Linked DNA regions of Homo sapiens: region 1 is linked to region 2. The links are chromatin contacts, found by Hi-C or POLR2A ChIA-PET in ENCODE. All regions are on one chromosome and are shown on one strand. The core of a region is the stretch at or near the end of the contact, and the rest is flanking DNA. Distances in the headings are between cores, read along the strand shown.

What was found. A loop is a pair of places that touch in the nucleus more often than their neighbours do. ChIA-PET counts read pairs that join two places held with the same protein, here RNA polymerase II (POLR2A). Pooled maps may share reads with other maps.
Region 1: a loop to region 2 is called in a map of OCI-LY7, with 2.8 times the contacts of the local background. The contact joins two enhancer-like sites. A Hi-C loop is called at or near these places in 1 of 168 maps with a recorded cell type or tissue (OCI-LY7), 3 of 37 single-sample maps with no recorded cell type and 10 of 50 pooled maps. POLR2A ChIA-PET finds 5 or more read pairs at or near these places in 6 of 52 experiments (GM10248, H1, OCI-LY7 and 3 more).

The regions. Positions count from the first base shown.
Region 1 is chr10:79,243,038-79,249,008 of GRCh38, reverse strand. All of the region lies in intron 7 of ZMIZ1 (zinc finger MIZ-type containing 1), which reads right to left. Among named protein-coding and RNA genes, the nearest start is that of PPIF, 100 kb to the left of the region's middle. RefSeq lists enhancers at 1-40, 2,453-2,532, 2,563-2,612, 2,623-2,792, 3,013-3,092 and 3 more, cis regulatory regions at 162-662, 3,779-4,279, 3,653-4,485, 4,877-5,377, 4,881-5,381 and 3 more and silencers at 1,648-1,717, 5,133-5,462, 5,853-5,971. Within about 2 kb of position 2,252, at least 27 of the 41 ENCODE cell types and tissues checked have a DNase peak (open chromatin) inside an H3K27ac peak, as active enhancers do; they include OCI-LY7, where a contact is called at or near this core.
Region 2 is chr10:79,136,376-79,142,139 of GRCh38, reverse strand. ZMIZ1 (zinc finger MIZ-type containing 1) reads right to left here. Exons shown (of 25, transcript NM_020338.4): 3 at 2,363-2,458. Among named protein-coding and RNA genes, the nearest start is that of ZMIZ1, 70 kb to the right of the region's middle. RefSeq lists a silencer at 4,263-4,422, a cis regulatory region at 4,008-4,508 and an enhancer at 4,213-4,893. Within about 2 kb of position 4,184, at least 19 of the 41 ENCODE cell types and tissues checked have a DNase peak (open chromatin) inside an H3K27ac peak, as active enhancers do; they include OCI-LY7, where a contact is called at or near this core.

The DNA of each region.
Region 1 (5,971 bases), core at 1,003-3,502, 110 kb before region 2:
ATCAGATCATAAGCTCTTGGGAGGCAGACAGGGAGCTGGTAAATCACTAGTGCCTCAGGCTCTGACCCAGGGAGCAGGGATTCAACACTGGAGCCCTGGGAGGGTGGGAGACCAACTCTGCAAGCCCAGAGACTACCCGCTGGCACCCATCCACTCCAGTCCCAGCCCCAGGGAAATGCACACATTGATTTAAAGCCTCCTGGGCCTGGCTAGAATCCCCCGAGGGACTAGGGAGAGACTCCACAAACAGGACTGCCTCTCTTTTCCAGGAGAGCAGAGGACTGTTGTGGGGAGGTCTGGACAAGCTCCATCCAGTTCCCGGAGCTCCTCAGAAGGCAGAGCTGGCTGCCCTCGCCCCCCACCATGGGCAACCACAAAACAGGAACCCTGAAACAAGACGAGGCTTTCCATTGCGTCAGCAGGGGCAGGGACATTCCCACAGCAGGACGCCGACCTCGCACTACTCCCAACTTCTATGCCCGATTCCTGCCTGCTACTCAGCAGCAGCCCTGCTCCTAGAAGCAGGAGGAGTCCCAGTGCCTCTGAGGCTCCAAAGCCTTTGATGGCTCCCCACTGCCCTGAAGGTGTTGCAGCAGCCTCACTCAACCTCTCCTCGAGCTCCTGCTAACCTCCCCCCTGCCATCTGGAGGGACATCCTCCTTTCTCATCAAGCGCCATACCTCTCCTGGTTTCCAAGCCTTCGCAGCTACTAGTCCTCCCACCCAACAGTCCTTTCTCATCCTGCCCATTTCCAAAATCAAGTTTCACCTGGGAAGTGTTTCAGGCCGCTCCAGCCTGAAAGTCACCATTTTCCCCTCTTCCTTCTATAGCTCTTGGGGTGTAGAGCATAGGCCTCTGTTCATCTAATTCTCTCTTGCCGTGCTGCACCCTAATATTTCCCACTGCACACCCAGATGCGGGTGGTGGCACCCAAAGACATGGCCCAAGCTTCTTTCTCACTTTCCTCTCTCCCCACCTCTCTGGCACAGGGCTGGTATTGAGGCCCTGGAGTGGAGTCTACCTTTTAGAGATGAGATAAAGATGAGGCAGAGATGAGACACTCAGGCCCCCAGAGGGGAAGTGACTTGCCAAAGGTCACACACTAATTTGGCACCAGACTACAGATACAATCACTTCAGGGCTAGTGTTGGGAGCCATGATTCTACCAATAGCATCAGAATTATCTGGGGAGCTTTACAAGCCAAATCACAGGGGCCGGGCCTCCCCTCAGACCCAACAACTCTCCAGGGTGGTTTGGGAGCCTCAGTCTCAGAAAATGTGAGTGTCCTGGCTAAATCCCCTGTTCTCCATTCACCCAGTACACACAAAGCAGCACCACTGCCCCAGGCCAGGCACTTCTAAGGCCTGGCCTCACCCTACGGGGGGTGGGAGCAGTTGGGGAACCCAGCAGGGTCTCTGCGGCTTAGAGAAGCCCCAGGGTGGCTCTAAGGAGAAGTCAGGGCCATGGCTGGGGCTACTGAGAGGGAGGAAAAGGGTCATACTTCCTGAGCCTGGCCAGGCAGGGGGACAGCAGACTGCCTGCTTGGCCCACCCAGGGGTCCTCACGCCCAGTACTCTGGGTGATGGGGGTAGCTCCCAGCTCTGTGCATCAGTTTGGAAAGGCACACAGCCCATCAGATCCTGGGGAACAAGGACACTGTGAGCTTCCCCGAGGGACTCACTATGGGTCCTGGAAGGGCTCCCCGGAAAGGCCTCATCAGTGCCCCGCCCCTGACCATTTTCTCCCTCTAGAGGACTGGAAACCTGAGAGTGTCGCCAAAGGTCCTCGCATCCCTCAAGCTGCCCTGATGGGCCTTGAAGAACCCTCTTTCTGGTGTGCGGGGGTCCCTGCAGAAAGCCACCGCATTTTCAGACCTCCCACTTCAGTCAGGTCAGGGCCATGGGAGCTGGAGGCGGCAGCAAGGCCTGCTGCTGGGGGAGTGGGCACCTCAGGACACAGGGACAAGGCCACAGGAAGCTAACCCTCACCTCAGGGCTGGAGCAGGAAACCAGGCAGCAGGCACAATGAAATCATAAACCACACGTTCCCACTGGGAGACTGGGATTTGCAGTGGGCTGGGAGAGGGCATTGGCTCCATCCATGGCCTCTCCTGCCATGTGACCTTGGGGCAGGAAGTCCCTTCGGCCCTCCGGCCAGTGGGCTGGCCTTCCTTCCCTGCCTGTGGTGTCTGGCCAGGGAGCTCCCTGGGAAGCTGGAAGTGCTTCGAGGGTGGAGGCCTTGTTTTTCCCTTTGCAGGCTCCCTCGTGAGGCAGCTGCTGCTCTGCCAGGCCCTGGGAGAGTTTCCTCCTGCAGCCGAGGCTTGGGGAAGGAGGGCGAGGGAGGCCCAGCAGATGCTCTGTGACACGGTGTGGCGGGGCAAGAGCAAGGGTGAGGTGCACTCTGTACCAGTCAAAGGTCCCGAAATCCTTCTCCCTGCTGGGTTCGGGCCTGTACCCCTCTCTCTGAGGTGGTGCTAAGGATCCCAGCCACAGGCCCCACTGAGGAGTTCCTTCCCCATGGAGGAGCCAGCCTCTCCCGAGGGACCCATGCCGCATCGCTCAAGGTAAACACCTCCCTTGCCCAGAGAGCCTCGCGCCCGCTCCTTCCAGCTCTGCCAGCACAGAACTCTCTGTTCCTGAGGACCCGAGGCTGAGCTGGCGCTCCCGCCCGATCAATGGATGACTTCACAGGGACTGACGCCTACTGGCACCAAGACTGTCCCTCAGGGAGGTCTGAGGCTGCTCCTGGGACCGCTGCCCACTCGTGCCCCCTGGCTGACCTCTGCTGGATGACAGAGTGCTGGCCAAGGGGTTGGAGACCTGGGACTCATGCCACCCTCTTGCTGGATGACCTTGGGCAAAAGTGAACCTCAGTTTTCTCCTGTGTTAAATGGGAATGCCTGGCTGGTCTACTCCTTCCCCGCAGCAGGCTGCCACAAAACAAATGCTAGAGAAACAGGAGGTCTCTTTATCTAACAGACTCGCCTGCACTGTTACACTTGTGGGCTCTGAGCTAGTGTCCTCACTGCACCTCTGTCTTAAGTCTATCCTCCTGGACAGCGCTGTCTGTCGTCCATGGAGCTTCCTGTTGTGGTGGACATGTTCTAGAGTCTGAGCTGCCCAACAAGGCGGCTACCAGCCTTCGGTGGCTACTGAGTGCTTGAATGTGGTTAGTGCCAAGGATAAGCTTAACTCATCCCTTTAATTAATTGAAATTCACAAACAGCCACATGTGGCCAGTGGCTACTGTACTGAATGGCGTCATCTTAGACCCAGCTCAGTCACTCCTTACTCCCTGGGGCAACATTCAGGAAGCCCCGGGCAGGACTTCCGCAGAACCTCTGTGGAAGCACCTTTCTCCCTCTAGCTGCCTGACTCCAGACTAGGGACTCATCTCAGAGTTCCCAGGGACTGCATGGACTGGGTGCTCAACCAATGCAGACTGAGATCTGGAAGTGCTCTTTCAATCCCTCTGCCCCCCGACCCCGTCCCAACTCCAATGGGGAAAACACACCCAACCAGCCTTCCACTCGTGCCATCATCATTCAGCAGCCACTGGGCACCCACCATCCGCCAGGCACCACAGTTGGCACTGGGGCATACGGTGATGAGAAACACGTGGTCCCTGCCTTCAGGGAGCCCACTGGCATCAAGGTCTTGCTCCTGTTGGAGCCAGGCCTGGCCTCCTACATCCCCAACTGGATGATCTCGGGCACATCAGTTTTCCCATCTGAAACTGGGGCTCAAAAGTCCCTGAGCGCACAGGCTGTGATGAGAATCAAGAGGCATGAGAGAGGCACAGGGGCTCTGAGCCAGGGGAGGGCTGTGCAGGGCAGTGGAGGCAGCCTTATGTAGCGAGGTGTAAACTCTGTGCAGGCTGCGCTTCCGGTAAAGACCTAGATTCTCACCAAAGCATCGCCGTTTGGTGGTTTCTCACTAAGGAAGTTCAGGATAAAAATAGCTCAGAAGGGGACTTGAATCCAGCTAGTTGGAGGGTAGTCACTGCCTGGCTTATACACAAAAAAAGGGGAAAGGCTTGTTAGGAGCCACGTGGACTCCAAGAGTCACCCTTCCACGCAACCCCTGGGACAGGGCCTTTCCTCCATAGCAGATGGGAGATAAGCTTCAGGCCCAGAGCCCCATAACTGGGGGAGCCGGAGCCCCCACGTAACATCTGGGGTCACCCTGACTTCAGGATGGCACGGCCTTTTCACCCCAACTCACTCCTCAGCCAGATTTCTGACTCTCAGCCTGATTTCTCTCCTCAGCCCAATTTCTGTGGCCACTCTCAAAGATGGGCCAATGAGAAGCACACTGGCACCAACTCCATGCCACCTGCCACACAAAGCCTTCCTGCTGGAAGAGCCATCAGCCCTGCTCAACACTCATCTGGCAGTCTCGCCTGATGGTCAAGGGCGAAGGGACTGGGTCCCCACTGCAGGAATGACAGTCTCCTGAAACCCGTCTAAAGAAGTGCCAGCTGACCTCTCCTAGTTTCCCCCCAGAGGGCTTCTCGACCCAGGAACTGGTACCTATCTGGTGCCCACCGCACCATGGCTTGGCTTCGAAGACACCAATACCAAAACCACATGCTCAGGACCCCAGGCAGCCTCCTCTTAGTCCCTATCAAGGGGCTCTTTCTCCAAGGTCTTGTACAAGGTCCTCACAACCAGGCATCTCCTGAAAGGCTGCTTCCTGCCCTCTGGTGCAAATCCACCTCTCTCCTCTAGCCAGCTTGCCAGCAAACACTTGTCAGAAGTCTATTCGGCACCCACCACCTTTGCGAAGGGCACCCTGCCGCAATGGTGGCATCACCAGTGCCCGTGGGGTCTCTACGCGCTGGAGGCATCAGGGCTGCATTCTGACAAAGGAGCAGCTTGAAGTCGAGGACCCTCAGGCGCTGCCTCCGAAGGCATCCTGGCCGATTCTTATTTTTGCAGCGTGAGCCGACTGAGCACAGAGCCTCGTAAAATGTCTGCTGGAGAGCCAACACTTCACCTTCAGGGACCTGGGTGGGGGCGCACTCTGCCCCGTGGCCCCAAAGAGAAATGAAGGCCCCGTCTGTGGGCACACAAAACCGGCCCGGTGCACGCCGGTGCCACTCTCGCGGCCAAGCCTGGGGCTGACACCATGCAGCACACGGCGCTACCCACAATGCACCGGCCCTCCTCTGTCACACACAGGCACGCACACTCACCCCCGCGCCCGGAGGGAGCCCAGGGCCCGGCCCGTGGGCGCCCAGGCGCCGACCCCTCCGACCCCGCACTTACCTAGAAGTTGCACCGGTCGCGATCCCGCCCTGGCGCCCTCGGGGGCTTGGGGCCCGGCCGGCGGCGGCCGCGGCGAGCGACTCCGGGTAGGATTCAGCCAGCGCCGAACAAAGGCTGCGCGCAGGCAGCGGGCGCCGCCTGCATCCCCGCTCCGCGCCCCGGCGGCGGCGGCGGCGCGGGGGCCCGGGCGGGTCCGGCGCCCGCTCGCTCCGCGCTGCCCGCTCCGAGGGCGCTCCGGCTCCCGCGCTCCCGCTCGCTGCTGCCCGCCACCGCCGCCGCCGTCCGGCTACCGCACCGCACACATCAATTATTCATCGCCCGTCTCCAGCTTCCCGGGCGAAGCCAATCATAGGCGGAGGCTCCGCTAATGGGGCCGCCGCCGCCGCCGCCGAGGAGGCAGCCAGCCGCGCGCCCGGGCGCAAGCGACAGCTCTCCAGGGACGGGGATGGGCCGGGGGCGCGCGGGGGGCGGGGGCGCACGGGGCGCGCCGGAGAAACTTCCCACGGCCCGCGCTCTGCGCCGCGCTCGCGGACCCTGCGGGCGTGACCACCCACCCTGCGTGTGCCCGCGTGGGGCTGGGGGCTCCGGGGGAGGCCAGGCCAGCCGCGGCGGGGGGAGGGGAGGGAGGAGGAGGAGGAGCGCGGGAGGAAGATGAAAGGCGAGCAGACCTGCCTTGGCGTCTCCAGGGAGCCCCGGCTCGC
Region 2 (5,764 bases), core at 2,935-5,434:
TTGTCCCTGGCTGAGCAAATAACCACCTCCCTTCTACCACTGGCTCCTGTCCCAAACCCAAGGGCCTTCCCTGACTGTCTCCGTCTTTTTAAATCCTCCACCTCTAATTCACTAGCGAGCCTGCCTGCTGGGTCTCTGAAATATATTCAGCCTTTGATGGCTTCCCACCTCTTCCTCCACTACCCCTTCGTCCCTGTTCCCATCACCTCTACCTGGATGTGGGCAACAGCTTCCCAGCTATCTCTCTGCTCCACACTTGTCCGCCTACAGGAGTGGGTCCTCCATGATCTCTCTGACTTCGCCCCCTATCCTGACATCCTCCCAGCCACACTGGATTATTTGCATTTCTTTGAACAGGTCAAGTACATCCCTGCAGACTCCCTGGCTGCATTCAGCTATCTTAAATGGCCAACTTAACAGAAGCCTTTCTTGGGTCAGGCAGAGTGGCTCACACCTGTAATCCCAGAACTTTGGGAGGCTGAGGCAGGTGGATCACTTAAGTCCAGGAGTTCGAGACCAGCCTGGGCAACATGGGAAAACCCCATCTCTACTAAAAGTACACTAATTAGCCAGGCATGATGGTGTGTGCCTGTAGTCCCAGCTACTCAGGGGGCTGAGGTGGGAGAATCACTTCAGCTGGGGAGGTCGAGGTTACAGTGACAGAGTGAGACCCTGTCTCAAAAAAAAAAGCTTTCCTTGGCTAGTGAAAGAGTACTTTACACTGTAGACTCTGTGCTCCTACCTGGCTAAATTTGTCTTCTTAAAACTTAGCGTCACCTGACCTATTCACTTTTTAGGTATTTATCATCCATGCCTCCTCACGAGAGTACAAGCGCCGTAAGGGCAGGGAGTTTTGTCTGCTTTATTCCCTGCTATATCTCTGAACTTAAAGAGTTCCTGACAGACTTTCTCGGTCAACACCTGGGGAATGAATGCATGAGCAATGCCGCCTCCTCCTCCCCGAATGTCTGCCTGCAGAATCAGCCACGTCCCCTCTCCCTCGTCCCCTGTGTCGTCATGGTCACCACACAGGCTTTGAGCACTGCCTTATGGAACTCAGTCTGGCTCTGGGATCTGAGTCGTACTCCATTGCACACCACACCCTCTCAGGGCAGGGCTAAATTGGCTCTGTCTTCAAAACCCACCCCCGGACAACGAAGTGAGACCCCGTCTCCACAAAAATTTAAAAATCAGCTGGGCGTGGCGGTGCATGCCTGTAGTCCCAGCTACACGGGAGGCTGAGGTGGGAGAATCGCTTCAGCCTGGGAGGTCGAGGCTGCAGTGAATCATGTTCGTGTCACTGCACTCCAACCTGGGTGACAGAATGAGACCCTGCCTCAAAAAAACAAAAACAAAAACAAAAACCCCAGCCCTTAATGCGGGCCTGGCCTGGTGTGAGAGTCCATGAATATTTGATGAGTGAATTAAAGAGTAAATAGATGGGTGGATGGGGGGAATGGGTGGGTAAGTAGTTGGATGGAAGGACGGATAGGTGGTGGAGGGATGAATGGGTGGATGAGTGTGGAAGGACTAAAAGAAAGAGGGATGGATGGAGAGATGGACAGGTAAGTGGATGGATGATGGATGGATGGAGGGATGGGTCTCACAGGCACACAATACAGACTAGTGGTTGCTTGGCCTCAAAAGCAGAACTTCTCTTGAGAGGATGAGTGCAGTACGGTCGAAGTAAAAGCATAGAAGCTGGTATGGCAAATAGGATGAAGCCAAGCTGCTGTGGCGTGGCCAGAGCTAGCTGTGTGATCCCTGGCAGGCACCATTAACTTCCCTGTGCCTTGTTCTCGTGGTCTGAAAATGCAGATAATAATTCTTGCCCAGAGCTGACAGGGAGAACTTTGGAATTTTGAATGCTGCCACAAAGGAGACCACAGCCACATCCCCAGTGAAGCACATCTCCAGCCAGGTCTGCTTTGGAAAATCCTCCCTTCTCAAGCCCCACATGGCACTGTGGACCTCGTAGCCTTAGAATCCAGCATCCACAAAGGCTGGGACCCCTGGCTACAGCCCTAGAGTTCCAACTGAGCCAGGCTGCTAAGATGGCTCAACCAAATCAGACACAACTGACTCACAGAATCCTTGAGAACTGAGGTAAGTACAGGACCTGAGCCCAGTGCCCCATTTTGGAGACAGACAAACTGACACCCAGAAGCCTTTTCTGGCAGTATGAGCACCACACAAGGAGTTATAGAGAGGCCCTGCAGCCAGGCCCAGGAAAGGCTGTGAGAAGCAGCTGAAAACCCTCAGCTCTGGTCCAGCCACAGCACTTCTGGGCTGCTAGGGCTTGCCCCTGCCCAGGCTTAGGCAAAGGTGATGGTATGGCCTGGGCATCGGGGGCTGGTGTTACCTTTCGGGGTATGGCAGCTCAGTGAAAAACAGCGGCTCCTCTCCTCACACCCCTTGCAGCATTGGTCCGACGCCAACGGGCCTCCTCCTCTTCCTCCTGGGTACACAGGGGAGAGATGAGACGTGTGTGAGAGCAGGCCGGTGTGCCGTCCACTCCCCTCCCACCTCTGTCCCTGCCGCCAAGCTAATCTCAGCGGCCTCTTGGGTCACTTAAGCACACCCCGGGATGCCTGATTTATCAGAGCTGGCTGTGTCTTCCCCGCCCAGCCACACTCCAACCAGCAAGCCAATTCCTCCTAGTGGGATTTTGAAAAATATATAAATATAAGTTTTGTTTCTTCCAGGACTGGGGACTTTGTGTTGTCTTTCTCTTCTTAGTAGGAAAAGCAGAACAGCATCACTTTCCTGTACGGCCCCCAGGCAGGGTGACAGGGAGAAGCTGTCGGGGGTATTTTTAGCCGGGTGTACAAAGCCCTTGCCGTGGCCTCCTCTCTGCGCCGTGCCTGGCTTCGGGGAATTATCTCACACGGCCGGCCGGCAGCCACTTCCAAAGCCACTCTGTGACCCCTGCCTGAATTCTTTCCTCATTATGAATTGCTCACCAGATCCCTGACCAACACTCGGAGCCATTTTATGTGTGTACGCACCTCGGGAAAACCAGCTCACTCCCTTGCCCCTCCTACAAGGTTCAGGGCTGGCTGTTTTGCTTATAACTGGGAGAGGAGGCCCAGATGCAGAGTTTAAAGCAGAAAAGAGTCCTGGTGATGAGTTAGATTGTGCTCCCCAAACTTCAGCTCTTCCTCCACGCTCTTTAGGATTCTTGGTCTGAGCTGAGATCTACCTGTGTGATGACTTAATTTAATGTTCACCTTCCACTCACTTTTTTTTTAAGCTCCAATAAATCTGGCCTTGTCCAAAGCAATCATGCCCTTGAAATAATTGATTTGATAGGCTAGTTATATATTTCTGATACTCTTTAATAAATTGTAACTAGTAAAACAAAAATGTATGTCCTGTTGGGTACTATCTAATTCTAGAATCTTGCTGTAGACTACCAGATTTACCTGGGCCAAGCTTTGGCAAACGTTGTGCAGAAGAAGAGGGAGAGGCATGGAGGAGGGGCGGGCTGGCTGATGGGGCCCAAGAACTGGTCATTGTATCAGGCCAAGGGATGTAAGGGGTCAGAGCCATGGTGTGCTGCAGCCTTTAGTACTGTCTCTCTTTCTAGCACTGGGCAAGACCATTTTTGGCCCCACACTTGAACTAGGCTGGGAGGATCTAGGTGGGATGGGCACGAAGCATCTTGGGGACGGGGTGTCCCAAAGGAGGGCCAGCCCAAGGCCCAGGGCCCAAAATGGCGTCTTTCCCAGCATTCTCTGAGGCCTCTGGTTCACTCTGCCCCTCCGGTCAGGCTCCTTTTGGCTGGAGTGGGTCCACAGAGGCCAGAAGGCGAATCCCCTTTCTAGGTAGATCTGGAGGCGCAGAACATTCCCCTGAGCCCTACAACCTATGCTCTTGGCGCTCTGACCCTGTGGGCTCCTGGGGGCCTTGCACTGCCTCTGGGCCTCTGCCTCCCTGTGTGTGCTTTGAGAGGAGGCTGGCAATGGTGGGCACCCCGCAGCACTGGGGCCTCACTGCTGCTCTCTGTCCTTTCCCACTCTGCCCACAGGTTGGAGACCCTGGCTGGGCCCCTGGCCCAGTGCCCGCCGCCTGCCCCTCCCGCTGAGAACAGGATGTGGGTGTCAGGAGGTGAAGGAGAGTGTGGGGGTCGGGATGGGGAGTGGCCTCGGGACGGGACTTCCTGAAGCCAGATCGGTTTACCACAGTCAGTTGGGCCCAGGACCGCACAGCTGTGAGTTATAAATGTCCCTGTCAGAGCCCGGGCCGAGAGGCCCTGCTGCTGGCAGAGGCGCCAGGGCCCACAGCGCCCACCCTAGGAGCACCCCCCCCCCAGCCGAGGGCCCGTCCTCTCAGAGGTCCTCCCCCAGGGTCCAGCCCTCACGACCTCTGGGCTCTCCTGCCTCCTCTCGGAGAGAGATGGGTCTAGTACAGCCTTCCCCTGCTCACCCCTAGCCCTTCCAGGTGCAAATCTTGTGGTCCCAGTTACCGGGAGAGCTCCCAGAGGGCAAGGACCATTCTGGGTCTGCACCCGGCAGGAACCTGAAGCTTGGTGCACAGCCAGCCACTCAACGACCACTGTAGGGGTGACTGTTCCAACTCAGCAGCCTGCTTCCCACGGCCCCACCCGCCCCTGCCTGTCCACCAGGGCACATACCGAGGGGGAGTGGGAAGGGAGAGGGGCCTGGCCTGCCACACCTAGTCCGGGTGAGTAGGAGCAGCAGGGCTGGCCACTAAGCCTCTGGGCACAGGGCTCTGTGTCCTGCATATGCAGAGAAGACTCCTTCAGAGACCTTCCCTGAGGTACCCATTTTCCTTTGTCTGCTCCCTCAGAGCTCCCTCCATCTGGGGTGTGAAGTGTAGACTACAGCTCAGAGGCCAGCCTGCACATAACACCGCTGTCCATAGGGTGAGAAGACAGGTCCCTGGGACCCCAAGGCTGGGCCATCCTGTCAGGACCACCAAAGTGGGCAGCACAGGGCTGGGCCACAGAAATACAATCACAATAACAGAAACAATCAGGAACAGCTCAGGTTGCAGGGCCTGAGGCTTATACAATTTTGGAGGCCCTGTTTTAAAAATTATTTAACATTACAAATATATATTTAGAATCAGAAAAGAAATCACAACAAATTCCTATATTCTTAGGAATCCATGCCCCTTTCTCATGAGGCCCCTGTTTAACAGTTTACCAGAAATACTTACATAGAAATGTTCCTGTTTGCAAACTGCTGCCCCTCCCACCTAGAACACTCTATAGCTCCCAGCAATTCCCAGCCTTCACCAGGGCTGTGCCCAGGAGAGGCCAGGATGCCTAATCTTCATGTGCTTCCCTGTAAGCCTCCCTCTAATCATAATAAGAGTGATGAAATGGATAGTGATATTTAACCTTTAGCTGTACTGTTCTAAGCACTTTATGTAAATTAATCCACTTAATCTTACCACAACCTATGAGGTCAGTACTATAACCAATTTTTAAAGATGAGGAAACAGAAGGTTAAGAAACCAGTCCAAGGTCACACAACCAAGATGTGAACCCAGACAGCCTGGCAGGGATGCCATTGCCAGCCCTTCACCACTTCTCTCCACCTCCCTCAAGTGACCAGAAGGGTCTCCTTCCCTGAGAGGCTTCAACAGCAGCAGCAACCTAGGGCTGACTCTGAGTAGGCCCCCTTCTGATGAAATAATTCATTCATTCCACACAGATGCACTGAGCACCCAGCACACCCCAAGATCTCGGCAGGAAACAGGGGCCTCCTGTTTACCTCACCCTGCCCAAGGCAGG